Regions from separate parts of the Homo sapiens genome. Here region 2 is linked to region 1. Evidence: read pairs that join two places in POLR2A ChIA-PET (ENCODE). Cell type or tissue: GM12878. All regions are shown on one strand. Links, peaks and the distances in the headings refer to the core of each region. The heading gives the core; the rest is flanking DNA. Region 1 overlaps LINC02579 (long intergenic non-protein coding RNA 2579). Region 2 overlaps AFTPH (aftiphilin).

Region 1 (5,502 bases), core at 315-5,314:
GTCTCACTCTGTTGCCCAGGCTGGAGTGCAGTGGCATGATCACGGCTCACTGCAGCCTCCGTCCCCAGGTTCAAGTGATCCTCCAGCATCTTGATTAGCTGGGACTACAGGTGCTCATGACCACGCCTGGCTAATTTTTCTTATTTTTTGTAAAGCTGAGGGCTTGCTCTGTTGCCCATGCTGGCCTTGAACTCCTGGGCTCAAACTAGCCTCCTGGCTTGGCCTCCCAAAGTGCTTCATGTATTATTATTATTAGCTGAAGTTTATAGTTTATATCAGAGTTCACTTTTAGTGTTGTGAGTGCTGTGGGTTTTGACAAATGTATAATGGCTACCATTATTATAGTGTCATCCAGAGTAGTTTCACTGCTCTAAATATCCCGTGTTCCCACAATTCATCCCTCGCCCCTCCCCAGGAACCCGGGCAACCTCTGATCTTTTCACTGTCTCCACAAGTTTGCCTTTTCCAGAATGTCATATACTGGAATCATATAGTATATAGCCTTTTCAGACTGGCTTCTTTCACTTAGCATTACACATTTAAGGTTCCTTCATGACTTGATAGCTTGATCGTTTTTTAACCGTGAATAATATTTCATTGTCTGGGTGAACCACTATTTATTTAACCTTTACCTGCTGAAGGATATCTTGGTTCAAGTTTTTGCAATTTTTTGAATAAAGGTGCTATAAACATTTATGTGCAGGGGGGACATAAGTTTTCAGTTCATTTGGGTAAATTCCTGAGGGTGATCGCTGGATTATATGTAAGAGTATGTTCAGCTTTGCAAGAAACTCCCAAACTGCCTTCCAATGTGTGTGTATCATTTTGCATTCCCACCAGCAATGAATGAGAATTCTATTGCTCTTCAGCCACTTCAGCATTTGGTGTTGCCAGTGTTTGGGACTTTAGCCATTATAATAGGTGTGTAGTGGTATCTCATTGTTATTCTAATTTGCAACTCCCTAATGACATATTATGTTGAGCATCTTTTCATGTGTTTATTTGCCATCTGTATGCCTTTGGTGAGATGTCTGTTCCGATCTTTGCTCATTTTTAATTGAATTGTTTTCTTATTGTCGAAGGGTTCTTTGTGTACTTTGGATAGCAGTCCTTTATCAGATACGTGTTCTGCTAATATTTTCTCCTAGTCTGTGGCTCGTCTTTTCGTTCTCTCAACAATGTCTTTGGCAGAGAAGTTTTTAATTTTAATGAAACTCAATTTGTCATTTTTTTCTTTTATGTATCATACTTTTGGTGTTGTATTTAAAATGTCATCACCAAATCCAAGGTCACCTAGATTTTCTTCTGTGTTATCTTCTAGAATTTTTATAGTTTTGCTTTTATATTTAGATCTAGAATCTATTTTGAATTTTTTTTTAGGGGTGGAGTCTCACTCTGTGGCCCAGGCTAGAGCACAGTGGTGCAGTCATAACTCACTGCAACCTCGACCTACTGGGCACAAGCAATCCTCTCACCAAGTAACTGGGACTGCAGGTGATCACAACAGCTTTTACAGTACATCTTGAAATGGGGTAGCGTCAGCCCTCTGACTTTGTTTTCTCCTTCAATATTGTGTTAACTGTTCTAGTCTTTTGCCTCTCTACATAAACTTAAGAATTGCTTTGCCAGTTCCACAAAAGAGACAACTGGGAGTTGATTATGATTATATTGAATCTATAGATCAAGCTGGAAAGAACCGATATCTGAACAATATTGAGTCTCACCATCCACGAACATGGAATATCTCTCTATTTATTTAGATCTTTGATTTATTTTACCAGCATTTTATTGTTTTACTCATATAGATTTTGTACATGTTTTGTTAGATTTATACTAGAGTATTTCTTATTTTGAGGTGCTAATGTAAATGGTATTGTCTTTAATTTCAAATTGTAAAACATTCAACATTTTAACATTCCAAACATGAATCAGTTCACAATCTGACCCTCGAAATTTATTTTTCCCACTGAACTTAGACTCTCAACTCCTTCTCTAGCCAGACCTGCCCTCTGAGCTCACTTTTTCCTATGTGTCCCTCACTCAGTGCCCTGTCATTGCACCACCTTTTCTGAGCTGAGACTGCCACTCCAATCTCAGTCCTGCCTCCATTCCTTTGCATTAAATATGCTCAGCACCTCTATCTCTGTATTACGTTGAGCTCTCTGAAATTACTGTTTTTAGACCAAAAAGGGTTAAATATCTAGACTAGATGAGATTCTACTATGTCTCACTCCTTCTCATCCTCCAGTTCTCAGCTGAAATGCTCTCTCCTCAGAGTAGCCTTCTCTGACCACTCATCCCAGCCAGACATATCAGTCTGTTCTTCTCCAGCATTTGTCACTATCTAAAGCAAGGGTGTCTAATCTTTTGGCTTCCCTGGGCCACATGGGAAGAAGGAGAATTGTCTTGGGCCACACATAAAATACACTAATACTAATGATAACTGATGAGCTAAAAAAAAAAAAAAAAAGGAAAAAAAAACTGCTAAAAAAACTCATAATGTTTGGCCAGGCATGGTGGCTCATGCCTATAATTACAGCAATTTGGGAGGCCAAGGTGGGCAGATCGCCTGAGGTCAGGAGTTCGAGACCAGCCTCGCCAACATGGTGAAACCCCGTCTCTACTAAAAATACAAAAAATTAACTGGGTGTGGTGGCACATGCCTGTAATCCCAACTACTCAGGAAGCTGAGGCAGGACAATAACTTGAACCTGGGAGGCGGAGGCTGCAGTGAGCCGAGACCATGCCACTCCACTCCAGCCTGGGTGACAGAGCAAGACTCTGTCTCAGGAAAAAAAAAATCTCATAATGTTTTAAGAAAGTTTACAGATTTGTGCTGGGCTGCATTCAAAGCTGTCCTGGGCTGCACGTGGCCTGCAGGCCACAGGTTGGACAAACTTGATCTAAAGCTATCCCATTTATTCATTTGCTTCCTTGTTTCTTACTGTTTTTCCTCCTCTAGCATATAAACCTCCTGATACCAGGGGTCTTGTCTTGATCAACAAGCCCCTCAGAGACCAGCTGGTCTGGAGACCCCAGATACTTGTCCCACCCTAGGGAAGGGGAAGCACCCCTTCACCCCAAACTTGACTGATGTCATATTTCCAATGAGCTCTGTGTTTAGGAATGAAGCCTAATTTACCTGACATAGAACAATAGGGAAACATGATATTTCTGTCCCTAAATATTGAGGACCAAATTTGTAATTCCGTGATTGTGTGGTTGAATAGTAGCATGGATTGTTCAAATAAGGGATTCTGTTGGATGCAGAGGGGCTGAGTGAGAATGAGCTCTGGCCCAGAGACACCCATTTGTTTCCTTGGCTACCACCTCCTCCAGCCTGTTCTATGCCCAATAACAGAACAGGCTTCCTTACACCCATGGTGCTTCTCCAGCTCTGACTCTGATCTACAACTTCAGTGGCTCCCTATTGCCACAGGAAATATTCATTCCCCTTCCCATACCTTCAAGGCCCTGCTCTCTCCTGCCCCACTGACCCCTCCTGGAGTCGCTGCAAAGAAGTCCCCTTCTTTCCCCTCTGTCCATCCTTTGGAGCTCAGATTAAGCCCCAGCTCCTCCAGGAACATTCCCCATCCTCCTGCAGTATGCCCCCGTGTGCCTCCTGTCAGTGTCCCAGTTAGTCCGCTCAGCTCTCAGGGTTTCTTTGAGAATGTCTGGGGCCTGTTTTAGAGCTCAGGCTCTGGAAGAACAGGAACTGAGTCCAGAGACTGCGCACCAGCTTGTGAGTGTGACTTGTTGAAGTCAAAGGAAGAGAGGCTGACAGGCCTCCCAGCCAGAGAAGAACTTTGTAGAGGAAGTCTCTCCTTCGTGGGGACCAGACTCCCAAGAACATACCAGCTCAGAGAAGTCGGGTGTGGTGCCCTCGAGGGGAATCCATGCAGCAGTTCCTCCCCAGCTTCCTCCCCTCCCCACCCTCAAGTGCGGAGCCAGAACCCAGCTGACTCAAGTGGCAAGAAAAAAATGCCCCCTCCCCACCCCCCCGCCAAGCTGCTGCACATCTGTGCCCAGACAAAGCCAGCTATTAATCCTTGCCTTTGTGTGAGTGTTTGGGTGTTGAATTCCACTTGGATCTGCTGCCTTTTGGAAGGGGAGATTGGAGGGGATTTAGTGAAGACAAAAGGAACCCACTATGGGGAATGGTGGGGGGGGCAGGGGAGCTAAGAAACCCAAGCGCATTCACTCTTAGCCTGGTGAGGGTCCTGGGAGCCCAACTTTAGCTAGAGCTGAGTGGGGCACCTGAATTCCCAGGGTCTGAGTCCCGAAAAGGGGCCACTCCCCGGAATAAAAATACCTGTTTCTCAGGGCCTGACAGCAGCTCAGCTTGCCTTTCACTCCAGATGCTGCCCAGGGCAGTGGCCCCAGCCTAACAGGGCCTGACCCTTTCAGACTGGAGAAGCCCATTGCCCAGGTGAGTCCAAGGGGGACAAGACAGGAGGAAATAGGGACTAGGAAGGAGTCTGGAGCCTCAGAGACTGAGTCCAGATGGAGAGAGAATCTCAAAGCCACCAGAAATCCCCAGCTGAGTCAACAACACAGCAATAAAGCCAGAGGGCCTGTGGCAATGTGGCTGCTCAAGGCCTGGGTTGGGCTCTCGGGAAGAGTTCTTGGGTACCTGGTCAGGCAAAAGTTAAGTGTTCAGGGAAAACAGTCCACACAAATTCTATCTTTGGCTCAAGCATCAAACACATAGAATAGCCCAGAACAGGATGACAGTGTGTGTGTGTGTGTGTGTGTGTGTGTGTGTGTGTGTGTGTGTGTACAGGGTCTTAGAATGGTGGGCAAGTCTGTGGGCAGCACCGCCCCAGCAGGTGTTGTTTGATTAACTTACTTAGCAGAAGCTCTGGTCTAGTTACCAGATTGCTAGGAGAGCAGGCTGGGGTATGAATTGAAACACCCTGATCTGCCCCTCCTACTTTGTTAATTTCATTTAGAAAATGAGATTTCCCCATCTGTGGGTGCTTGATTCTAAAGCTCACCGAGCTGTCAAGTTATACCAAGTACAAGTGACTTCAACTCTATGTGGGTGCGGAGACACACCCCCCAAAGCTTCCTCCCCGTTTTCCCCGTTATCTGAAATGTGTGGTCATGTCATGTCATTCATTCATTAAACAGTTGGCCAAACTACTGCACTGCAGGGCCCAGTTCTGGTTTAGCTGCTGGGCAGCAAATGCAAAATGTGGTTGCCTATTGACACTTGTATTCAACTAAGCTTCTGGGCTTGTTTAACTGTGTTCTAAATGGTGTTTGTACATCCACAGCTATTTTATTCTTTCTCTACCTTAACTCTAAAAATAAAAGAGTAAAGTAGAGGCATTCATTCATTCATGTATCCATTCCTTCAGGAGAGGAGAAGGCAAGGCTGGCTCCAGTCTTCTCCAAACTCTTTCTTGGTCTTTGGGGAAGGGAACTTAGGACTTACAGGTGCTCCACCTGCTGTTGTAAAGGTGCCCTCCTCCCATCACAGTTTCTGAGGACCTGGTC
Region 2 (5,267 bases), core at 268-5,267, 90 kb after region 1:
TTGAAAAATTACCGTGCAACCCATGTATACTACGAAAAATATATTGAGAGGTTTAAATGTAATATGTAATTTTAAAAAATCTATGTATTCCTTTCTATAAGAGTTAAGTTAATCTTATATTTTTTCTCTAAATAAAAAGTGTCATTTCTAGAGCTGGGCTGTCCAACTGACAACAATTAAGCCATATATGCAATTAAAAATCTTCTAGTAGCCACATTTAAAAAGAAACAGATGAAATTTTATCTAACCCAAAGTATCCACAATATTATTTTAACATGTGACCAATGTAAAATATTACTGATATATTTCACATTAGTTTTTAAAATCTGCTGTGTATTTTACACTGAAATCACATCTTAATTTGGGCTAGTTTCATTTCAAGTGACACATTTGGCTAGTGGCTACTGTATTAGACAAGATAGTTCTAGAAGATAGTACTGTATTTTTTTATACTTAAATAGCTTGCTAACAGAATAGGTTAACTTAAAAAGAGCATGGCATTAAGCAAGATTAATCTTATATCAAATAAAGGCATATCTCAGGTTTAAATCATTCAAAAATTTTAAATTATGCAAACATTCCACACTGCTGAAAAGCCTAAATTCAAAATAAAAATTCCAGTAATTTAAAAACTGCATATTACTGATCATCTGAGGAAATAAGGGAGATGGGGACCCAACCACTGCTGGTAGGAGTGATTTTATTATAACCTCTTAGAAAGTAACAGGCTTTCCCTCTGACTTAATAACTCTACTTCTAAGATTTGATCCTATGAAAATAATCAACAATAAGGTCAAAGAATTATGTACAAACTTTTTCACCAAGATGCTCTTCTATGATGGTAAAATCTGGAAAACCCACATTAGTGGGAAATAGCAGAGATAACTTGAAAATGGCATTCTACACAGTCATTAAAAAGCATGGTTTTTTTCATTTTGTGGTGTTTTTTTTTTTTTTTTTTTTGAGATGAAGTCTCACTCTGTCACCCAGACTGGAGTGCAGTGGTGTGATCTAGGCTCACTGCAATCTCCACCTCCCGGGTTCAAGCAATTCTCTTGCCTCAGCCTCCCGAGTAGCTGGGATTACAAGTGCCTGACACCACGCCTGGCTAATTTTTGTATTTTTAGTAGAGACGGGGTTTTACCATGTTGGCCAGGCTGGTCTCAAACTCCTGACCTCAAGTGATACTCCCGCCTCGGCCTCCCAAAGTGCTGGGATTACAGGTGTGAGCCACCACACCCAGCCAAAAAGCATGTTTTAAGGAAAATTTAGTAACATGGAGAAATGCTCACAATTTAATAAGTAAAAGAAAGATCAACGCAATATGATTCATATGTATATGTATGACATGCTCACATATCCACAGTAAAAATAAAACAGGAAGAAAACCAAAATATTAACAGTTTTCTTTTTGTAGTATGATGACCAGTGATATTTTTCTTCTATTATCCCTCTTAACATGTATTTATTGAGTGTTACTTTGTGCCAGGCATTAAAACAGAAGGGTTCCTGCCATCATGGGCACACCCATTTTCTTTCTACTTTTTTTCCACATTTTCCCAAATTTTCTATAATAAGCACATTATTTTTTCATAATTTTAATAACTGGAAAAACATAATATGATGTAGATAATGATTTGGGTAAATCAGTTGCCAGGGGACATTTTTGGGTGAACTGGGGAAGAATCTGAATATGGCCTTGAATATTAGTTTAGATGACTAAACTGACTTAAAACAAAAAAAACTACAAAACACTACAACAAGTCTTCATTTTGGTAAAAAGTACACATATATATTAAAATGTGTAGGAAAATATGCATTATTATATAAACTGTAACAGTGAGGGATTTGCTTTTTTTTGTTGTTGTTGAGACGGAGCCTCACTCTGTTGTCCAGGCTGGGGTGCAATGGCATGATCTTGGCTCACTGCAACCTCCACCTCTCAGGTTCAAGTGATTCTCCTGTCTCAGTCTCCTCAGTAGCCAGGATTACAGGCGGCCGCCACCATGCCTGGCTAATTTTTCTATATTTTTAGAAGAGACGGGGTTTCACCATGTTGGCCAGGCTGGTCTCCAACTCCAAACCTCAAGTGATATGCCCGCCTTGGCCTCCCAAGGTGCTGGGATTACATGCGTGAGCCACTGCGCCTGGCTGAGGGATTTTTTTAAAGTAATTTTTCCAGCCTGGGCAACATAACAAGGCCCTGTCTCTACTACTAATAAAAACAATTAGCCAGGCATGGTGGTGTGCGCCCGTGGTCCCAGCTATTTAGGAGGCTGAGGCAGGAAGACTGCCTGAGCCCAGGAGGTCTGTGCTGCAGTGAGCCATGATCACTCCACTGTACTCCAGCCTGGGTGACACAGTGAGACTCTGTCTCAAAAAAAAAAAAAAGTGATTTGTTTTTTTTTGCTTGTCTATTTTCTATGATGCTCCTGTATGCCTCTGCAATAAGACTATTTTAAAAAATTTAAATATGTATACACCCACTATTTACTGAGCATCTATTACATACAAAACTGTGGTAGAACTGAGTAAAAGGAGTCACAACCTTAAAGAAACTTACAGCTAATTAAGGAGAATAATACAAGAGAACAGCAAAAATAATGCAAGATAGAATATAAACATCACTGAAGTAAAATGTGGCTACCAAGATTCTAAGAAAAAGATCACACTTGATTGGGAAGAGAAGGAATGGTGAAAAAAAAAAAACTTCAAAAAGGAGAAAATTTGAAATAGGAAGGATTTAATTGACAGAGGAAATGGTAGTCATTAAAGATAAAGCATGGGGCCCCTATCAAGGAACAGTAAGACACATAATAAAATATGGTTAGAACACAGGATATATGAAGGGTACAGGCAGTAAGCTGGAAACATAGGTTGCAAGGGCCTTGAATTTTCAGAAGGGAGTGCCTCTGTAAGCTTTCTGAGTTTAAAAATGAGGGAATTATTGCAGATTCCAATTCAAGAAACTGTCCTACCACTTCTCATCTCTACTGCTACCATCTTGGTTCATGCCACTACCATCTCTTCTTAACTCTACCAGCACAATTCTCTCCTGACTCTGCTTCTATTCTTACATTCCACTCCTATAGTCTATTTTCTATATAACAGCTAGACAGATCCTTTTACAACATAAATTATCTTACACCTTTACTCAAAAATCCTGCAATGACTTACCATCTCCCACAGTAAAAAGCCTAAGTCATTAGAATTTCTGTAAGGACCCTAAAACACTGCCCCTCTCACCCTCTAACTCTGATCACAATTTGTACTACTCTTCTACTTGTTCACCCTATTCTATCCACCCCAGACTTCTCTGCCACAATTTCTTGACTATTCCAGGCATACTTCTGTCTCTACCACTCTTCTTATTTGCTTCCCCTTCTTCAGGTTTAAGCCTTCTCTGACTCCACTCTATATAAAACAGCAAGCCCCACCAACCTCCCTTACTACTGGCTCAAAGCAAAAAATTCACCACTCCCTATCCCCCAAAACTGATTCCATTTTTCTGATGATACTTAACATCATCTGCCATTATTGCTATTGCTTATTTTATTGCTATTTGCTTATTTGTCCCAAATATGTACACAAATGTGTGAGTACATACATATATACATAAAGAAACTGAAGCTGTAGGAGGGCAGATTTTTTTTCTTGTTTGCTCATTTCAGTATCCCCAGCACCTAGAACAGGGCCGGACAAATAGCAGGTGCTCAATAGATACTTGTTTTATGAATGAAAGGAAGAAGATAACATGCATGGTGTCAGTAGATATTTAATTGAAATGGTTTATGGTATACTGTAAATATTTACATAAATAGAACCTACAGTAAATTAATTCTCATTTACTGTGTAATTTTCCGATGGGAATTATTCACAAATACAGTGCTAGTAAATTAACCTTTAATTAATTAGCAATCTATCTTTGCAAGGTTTATCTTCAAGTTAGCTATTTGGAACAAGGGTGACAGTGACTGACAACCATAGGATGGAGTCTTAAATCATTATTTCCCTCTTCTTCTCAATTATCCCAAATCAATAAGCAGTGATTCCCCACCTCCTTTCTTCCTCCCCACTTAGTTCTGACCTTTTCCCTTTTCTTGGGAATAGGTCTAATCCACAGACCTATGAGCCCCTACCCTAGAAGGGAAAGGCCAGAAATAGACACTAGGAGTGTGACAAAGGGCTGTTAAATGGTTGCCAGCAATAGGGAAGAGTCCAGGCAAGGGAAGTTAATGCAGAGGAATCTGGAGAGGCAAACAATTCTTAATTAAAAACATTTTTTTAACTTAGAAGCTCCTTGTATTTTAAAAGAAAGTCAACACAAAATAATACTAACTCCTTTCCTGTCCTTTTTTTAAATATACAATGCTGAAAGAAGAGTGATACTTTATATATGTTTTAAAGTTAAATACCTAAACTTTTAATTTCTTTTTTTTTTTTTGAGATGATGTTTTGCTCTTGTTGCCCAGGCTGGAGTGCACTGGCATGATCTCAGCTCACTGCAACCTCCGCCTCCCGGGTTCAAGCGATTCCCCTGCCTCAGTCTCCCGAATAGCTGGGATTATAGGCATGTGCCACCACACCCGGCTAATTTTGTATTTTCAGTAGAGACGGGGTTTCTCCATGTTGGTCAGGCTGGTTTTGAACTCCCGACCTCAGGTGATCTGCCCACCCCGGTCTCCCAAAGTGCTGGGATTACAGGTGTGAGCCACCATGCCCGGCCTTTAAACTTTTAATTTCATTGTGAAGAACTTCATGCAAACCTTAGGGAGAAAAAAGCCATAATGAATGAGCCAGTAACCATCACCCAGGTGTGTTAAATCTTAATCTCTTAACAAGTCAACTTCGGATTTTTTTTAAGGATATAAAGATATGTTTGTAAACCCATGGGCCCCTCCTAGATCCTTCATCCCTCTCAAGTTCTCCAAAGGTCACTTTTAGTCTGACTTGGTGTTTATCATTCCCATGCATGTTGTTATACTTTTGCTACATATTGCACAAATCACAGACAATACATAGTATAGTTTTGCATGAGACTATATAAATGGTCTAGCAAACGGATCTGTCACTTAACAGCTGTTTGACCTAAGGCAAGTTACTTAGTATCTGTGTGCCTCAGTTTCCTCTCTGAAAAATGAGGGATACTACTACTTACTGCCTTACAGGTTGTTGTGTGGATTGAGTTAGTACACTGTATATAAAGCATTTAGAAAACTATCTTGCTCATAGGAAGCAATATATATGAGCAACATATATACTGCTCA

The links. Peaks named below come from ENCODE experiments on the same cell type or tissue, not always from the same donor. Only the 100,000 strongest peaks of a DNase experiment are listed, where the experiment ranks them.
Region 2: POLR2A ChIA-PET joins it to region 1 with 10 read pairs; 10 of 35 experiments call an interaction of 5 or more read pairs at or near these places.

The regions. Positions count from the first base shown.
Region 1 is chr2:64,616,319-64,621,820 of GRCh38, reverse strand. It overlaps LINC02579 (long intergenic non-protein coding RNA 2579), which reads right to left. Exons shown (of 4, transcript NR_034023.1): 4 at 5,339-5,502. Among named protein-coding and RNA genes, the nearest start is that of LINC02579, 12 kb to the right of the region's middle. In GM12878, for the core only: no CTCF peak of the experiment used is centred there; no DNase peak of the experiment used is centred there.
Region 2 is chr2:64,526,758-64,532,024 of GRCh38, reverse strand. All of the region lies in intron 1 of AFTPH (aftiphilin), which reads right to left. Among named protein-coding and RNA genes, the nearest start is that of MIR4434, 3.9 kb to the right of the region's middle. In GM12878, for the core only: no CTCF peak of the experiment used is centred there; no DNase peak of the experiment used is centred there; H3K4me3 peaks cover 2,892 bases; H3K27ac peaks cover 1,608 bases.